Regions from separate parts of the Homo sapiens genome. Here region 1 is linked to region 2. Evidence: chromatin loops called from intact Hi-C (ENCODE). Cell type or tissue: HCT116. All regions are shown on one strand. Each heading gives the region's core, and the rest is flanking DNA. Links, peaks and the distances in the headings are about the cores only.

What was found. A loop is a pair of places that touch in the nucleus more often than their neighbours do. Peaks named below come from ENCODE experiments on the same cell type or tissue, not always from the same donor. Only the 100,000 strongest peaks of a DNase experiment are listed, where the experiment ranks them.
Region 1: a loop joins it to region 2, with 5 times the contacts of the local background. A loop is called at or near these places in 29 of 110 quality-filtered maps.

Annotation. Positions count from the first base shown.
Region 1 is chr6:3,294,055-3,296,965 of GRCh38, forward strand. All of the region lies in intron 5 of SLC22A23 (solute carrier family 22 member 23), which reads right to left. Among named protein-coding and RNA genes, the nearest start is that of PSMG4, 37 kb to the left of the region's middle. RefSeq lists an enhancer at 2,651-2,911. In HCT116, for the core only: a CTCF peak has its summit at 1,725; no DNase peak of the experiment used is centred there.
Region 2 is chr6:3,731,392-3,734,302 of GRCh38, forward strand. The region is part of intron 3 of PXDC1 (PX domain containing 1); the gene reads right to left. Among named protein-coding and RNA genes, the nearest start is that of PXDC1, 19 kb to the right of the region's middle. RefSeq lists a silencer at 964-1,258. In HCT116, for the core only: a CTCF peak has its summit at 1,331 (motif pointing left); a DNase peak (open chromatin) is centred at 1,321.

The sequences.
Region 1 (2,911 bases), core at 181-2,680, 440 kb before region 2:
TTGCCGTCCTTCCCCTGGGGCTAGCCTGACACTGAGAGGTATCATGGAGTTACTGCTCCCCACTGCTCAGCCTCTTTGGGCCCGTTCTGTTCCTGTAAAGTAGGGAGAATGGCTCCTCTCCCTCATGAAGCTCAGATGCAGATGAGATACATATGAAGCGCTTCCTCCGATGCCTGGCAGTCACTGTCCAGTGACTTTTTGCTTATCTTACTACCATTTGAGCATTCGACATTCTACATTGAGTTACATTACTACCATTTGAGATTCTACAAAATCTGAAGCCTGAAATGCTCTAAAATTGAGAATCTTTTGAGCACCCACATGATTCTCAAAGGAAATGCTCACTGGAGCATTCAGATTTGGGATTTTTGGATTTGGAAAGCTCAACCAGTAAGTATCATACAAATATCCCCAAATCCCAAAACATCCAATCCCCAAAACACTTCTGGTCCCGAGCATTCTGGATAAGGGATGCTCAGCCTGTGAAACTGAAGGCACAGTGCCGTGTGTGGCACTCATCCCGGGTCTCGTTTTTGCATTAGGCTGCTGGCCACACGGCCACATTGGGAACCAGCGGGCCTTCTACTCCTGCTTTAAACGCTCAAAACCTCAGGAACTAATGACACAGGAGTGCTCTCAGCAGTTGGGCACGTTATGTGATATGAAGGTTGCAGGACTGACATTGAGAGAATGATGCTCAGGAACACACCCACATATCTAAACTCAGCTGCACAGGCCAGTAAGAACTTCACACTTGCTAGGAGATAAACCAAGGACAGCTTTAAAAGAGAAAAGGAAATAAGAAATTTGAGAACATCAGGTTTTCCCCCGGCATAAGTCCAAGGTTAGGATGTACTGATGGGGCAGTGAGCAGCCCCACTGGACCCCTACACGTACCTCCAGCCAGGCCCGAGACGCTTACTTACCCAGTGGCAATGCAACCGCAATCCTAACCCTTCCTTCCTATAGGAGTCCTGGGTTCGTTTAGCCCATAAATATTCATGGCACACCTGCTACGCGTCGCGTCAGGCCTTCGGCTGGGCTGCTGCTGGGGGCACAGAAGTGTCTGGCTCTACAGACGGGCCCTGCCTTGCCTGGCCTTGCCGCTCTGCAGGGGTGACAGGCAGTAATAAGGAACCCTGCAATTACTCGTCGTAGCTGGGATGAGGGGAAGCGGGGAGAAGTGCTGAAGTTGTAACAGTGAATAACTGGGGGCTGACTTGGTCTCTGAGGAGCTGGGCAAGGCAAGAGTGGGGAGCTGAGAGGACAGGGAGTGTGCACCGGGAGGGACCTGTGGAGAGGGAGACGGTGGTGTGTCCTGGGAGCCAAACGAAGGCCAGGGTGTGAGGTGGTGGGAGGCAGAGATCAGAGCCTCTGCAGTGGCCTGGAGGACCTGGGGTCTACCCGAAAGGCACTGGGAGGCACTGGAGAGGCTTGAAGCCGGTGGTGATGTGATCAGATCATGTGTGACCTGGTGGCAGGGAGGATGGAACAAAGCTGGGAGCCCAGCCAGCCGGCCAGGGCGCGAGAGGGTGACAGACACGAGGCTCGGAGCAGGTGTTGGCTGTGGGATTAGATGGGGTGATGGGAGGAAGATTCCATGCAGAAAACTGAGCCTGGGCAGAGGAAGCTGGAAGTGGGAGATGTAGCAACTGAAAGACACGCTGCCTTCCCCCACACTCAGCAGCCCTGCCAATCGTGCTGCCATCAACACATCTGACAGCTGGGGGTGGAAGAGAGCAGAGTCCACTGTGAAGGGCTGCGGGGCAGAGCCACCACCTGAGGACCGCTCCCCAAGGAGGTGAAGCCTCTATCCTCTTTGTTAAGTCACATGTCACCAACTGCCTCTCACCCAGCCTCCTGCCTGGGACTCTGGAAAGGAAATAAGCACCAGCAAAACTCATAAGCAAAGAAATAAATTTTTAAAAAGGATCTAATACCACTTTCCAAATATAGGAGGGAAATGAATCAGTGTAATTAGGATTTGAGAAAACAAGCTATTCCCAGACAATATTTTAACGTGAAAGAAGCAGAGTGTGATGACTTAATTAGGGAAATGCCACAAACAAATTGTACTGTAAGCCTAAGAGCATTAACCTGCTAACGAGTGAGGTCTGGGGAAATCTGGGAAAGCCATCTGGACCGTCCAAAACGAGCAAGCATGGCCCCGCTGGAGAAACCTGGATTGAGTACTCACTACTCAGCGCAGGGAAGTTTGTATCTATCCAGAGCTCTCCCTCATGTTAGAGCAGCGTGGCAAAGCCACCCCTGCTGGACTTTGCACCCCTGCTGGACAAGTCCTCGCTCAACTTCTTAGCAGCTGTGTGACCTCTGGAAGCTGCTTAGCCTCTCTGTGCTCCCGTTTCCTCATCGGCAAACGGGGCTAATTATAGTGCCTCTCTCATAGGCTGTCATGGAGAAATAATACACGTGAAGCACTTGGGGGCTAAATATTAAATATGAATTAATATTTGCAAATCACTTAGAAAAGGAGCTGAAATGTGAGTGCCATGTGAGTGTCATCGTGTTTCTCGTCACTGTCCCTGGATAAAAAGGGACCACAGATGCACCAGCACTCAGCACCCTTCATGTCAACCAGACCTGGCTCATGTCCTTCTTCTGTCCAGCGAAGCAAAAGCTTCAGGCGTCCCTGGGTAGGCCCCACCCCACCCAGCACGTGGTCCAGCCTGGGTGACCTGACTCTCACGGCCCTGCACAAGTTGAGGCAGAGGGTGACATCCTGGCTGAGCTACGGCAGCACCAAGGAGCTTCTAGTGACCTAGTGTCCCCGATCTTCTGAACTGGGAGTCTAACGAGAGGCCTGTCCAGGTACCAAGGGCTTCTCTGATTTGGGGTTCCCGTGCATCCCTTCCCATCGTAAATGGATACCTGCAGGGCACATTCTCCCACC
Region 2 (2,911 bases), core at 124-2,623:
AGTGTGAATGTCTTAGAAGTCAGCTTAGTATCTATAGCAAGAATCTTTGACCAATGTAGCCATTTTAATCACATACATGACTGATTCCATGAAATAGTTGACTTTCAAGCTATTTTTTTACACTCATATTTTTCCAAATGAAAGCAGCCCTGCTCTTCCATGGAAACTGACATTGGCACAATTCTGTTAACTAAATGAAAGACCTCCTTCACTTGAATTTCAACAGTCTTTCCACCAACGTTCCTCTTTTCCGTGGGGGCCCCAATCCAGGATCTCTTGCTGCAATGAGTTGCTCTGTCTTGGTCTTCTGCGACCTCTGACAGTTCCTCCATCGTTCCTTGTCCCTCATGACCGTAGCACTCTTAGAGAGGACTGAGCTATTTTAGCAAATGTCCCTCGATTTGGGTTTGTTGGCAGTTTCAGAGTGATTCGATTGAGGTGATGCATTTTTGGCAGGAACCCTACACAGTGACGCTGCATGAGACCTGGAGTGGCATATGGGGGTGGGGCTGAGGCTGACAGGTCCTGCTGCTGCTGAGGCTGCTGTGGAGTGCCTGGTGAGGAGGCTTCTGCCAGCTGTTTCCACAGCGAAGTTACCACCTTTCCCTTTGTAGTTAATTGAAGGAGGATGCCTTGCAGCTATGCAAATCCTGTTTCTCCTCAGTTTCACTCACAAATCTTTGCATCTATCAATCAATGGATCTTTTTTGCAACAATTACCAATGTGTCTGTTTGCCTGATGGCAATTTTTCTGTTTTTTAGATGCAGCTATGTTTTCATAGCCCCACAAACGTCACAACCCCTCACTTCAATAACTCTATTCCTTTTCTCAGCAGACACGCGGTCTCAGCCGTGAAAGCATTCATACTCTAGCCTTCCTCCCTTTCACCTCCTCTCTCCCACTGTATTTCCCATGTACTCCAGCAACGGAACAAAACCCAAAGCAGTGCCCTTGTATTAACTGGCTAGCTGGGCTACCCCTACATAGTGAAACTAAGGTTGAGATTGGCCAGAAGCCAGATTAATGAAAAATAAAATTGTGATTCATTTCCAGGCCTCTTAAACCTGAATGGTCAGATTTTGTGGCTGAGATTGATGAGTCCAAGTTGCCAGATCGAAGCTGAGGTTTGCATTTCCTTTTACATTGCACAGCTGCAGCCATGAGGCAGAACGCTCTAAATTCTTGCTTTCTTACATTTGATAAGCATTGGGACAAAGAATGATTAAGGCTGTACTGGTTGGAAGCACTGCCAAGGGATGCAGTCCATCCTGACTGTCCTCACCGTGGCCCCAGGATGTGGAAACAGTCGCCGCGCCTGCTAGCGCCGGGCGCCATCTAGTGGAGCTCCTGACAACTAAACGATCCTAGAAAAGCCAAGGTACTCAGCACCTGCAGGTCCCCATCCCCAGCCTACATCATGAGAGCAGAGACAGTCAGTGCCTGTTCCCCATGGCACCACCTCCCTACACGTATGTCAGTGGCATAAGAAATGGAGGAGGAGGGTGGATGTGGGCTCTCGGCCGGGAATGAATGGAATTAACCAGGACAGCAGTGGACAGGCAGGTTTGCACGAAGGACCCTGCAGGGCCACAGTCCATGCAACGGCTGGCCAGTCCCCTGCAGGAGGCTGAGGCTCTGGAGTGGAGGTGACAACATCAAAAGGCTAGCGTGGGCTAGGCTCTGAATGCCCAGAATGACCAAGAACTTGGGCTTGATGGTGAGAGTGAGCTTTTAAGACAGTTAATAAGCCTCAGAGGTCAGAGCTTTGGGATGACTGGCTCAGTCCTCGGGTTCATATCCTGGAGAAAGGGGGACGCATGAGAGAAAGCCGTGTGGACAGTCTCAGGTGATGCCAGGACTCTCTGGACCCCGCGCCTCAGCCTGGGGAGCCACAGATCCAGAAACATGCCAAATATGGGACCAAGACTGAGAACATGGTGTGCCTATGTGTGAGCCATTTTCTCAAAGGGATGTTGGGGCTATTTATTGTCAATAGTAATTTCATTAAAAAACACTCCTGAAGGGAGGTATCTGCCATGGTGTGCGTGGGTGTACCGCCTCGCCACCGGCAGGCACAACTGCTCTAGATTAAGAAGCTCCCTTAGACACAGTGAGGGGCGAGCTAGACCGGGAACAGAGATCGGAAGGTCTGGGGGGTTCAGAGAAAGAAAACCAGACTCGGTGACCGGCAGAGAAGAGGAAGAGGAGGAAACACTCAGAGCACTTGAGACCCTCGGCTCTGCAAGGCTGCAAGAGGCCATACCGCCTGCCGCCTCCTGCAGCAACACCTCCGGGCCCCCAGACTTTGCACTGAGACTGTTAGCCACTGGCTGGTGCAGACTCCATGGTTACGCAGCCCCAGATGTTAGAACGTGTTCTGTGCTGAGCCAAAGTCGCCCACAGTTACTTCTACCCACAGGCCTAGTGCCAGCCCCCACCTGACCCCTTCCCATGGCAGCCCGCCAACATCTGAAGGTGGCATCCCCTTCCTCCTAGCTGCTCTTCCACATTTCCTCCCATTCTTCTGACCCCTGCCCACCAGACACTCTTCTCTGGATGTAATAATTCATCTTGCTGCATCCCGGGGACAGTCTTGACTTGCATAAGGAGGCCAGGACCCCTGCCTTCCTAGACCTGGACACTGCACCCCCATCACACACGGAAGGCCACAGACAGCCGTGGCTGAAACCTGTCCTCAGCCCTTGCAAAAAGGCAAAGAAAACATACTTTCAATGGCAACATGAGACTCTACGTTTCTCCCTGTTAAATTTCGTCTCACTATGCTCGCCCCTTAGGGTCCACGTGGGCCATGTGTTCATACACATCGCTGATAGAGACGGGAGGCCAGGGCAGGCTGAAGCATGTGCCGGGCACTGTGCCTCAGGAGCTTCTCCATCAGAGGTGGCTCCA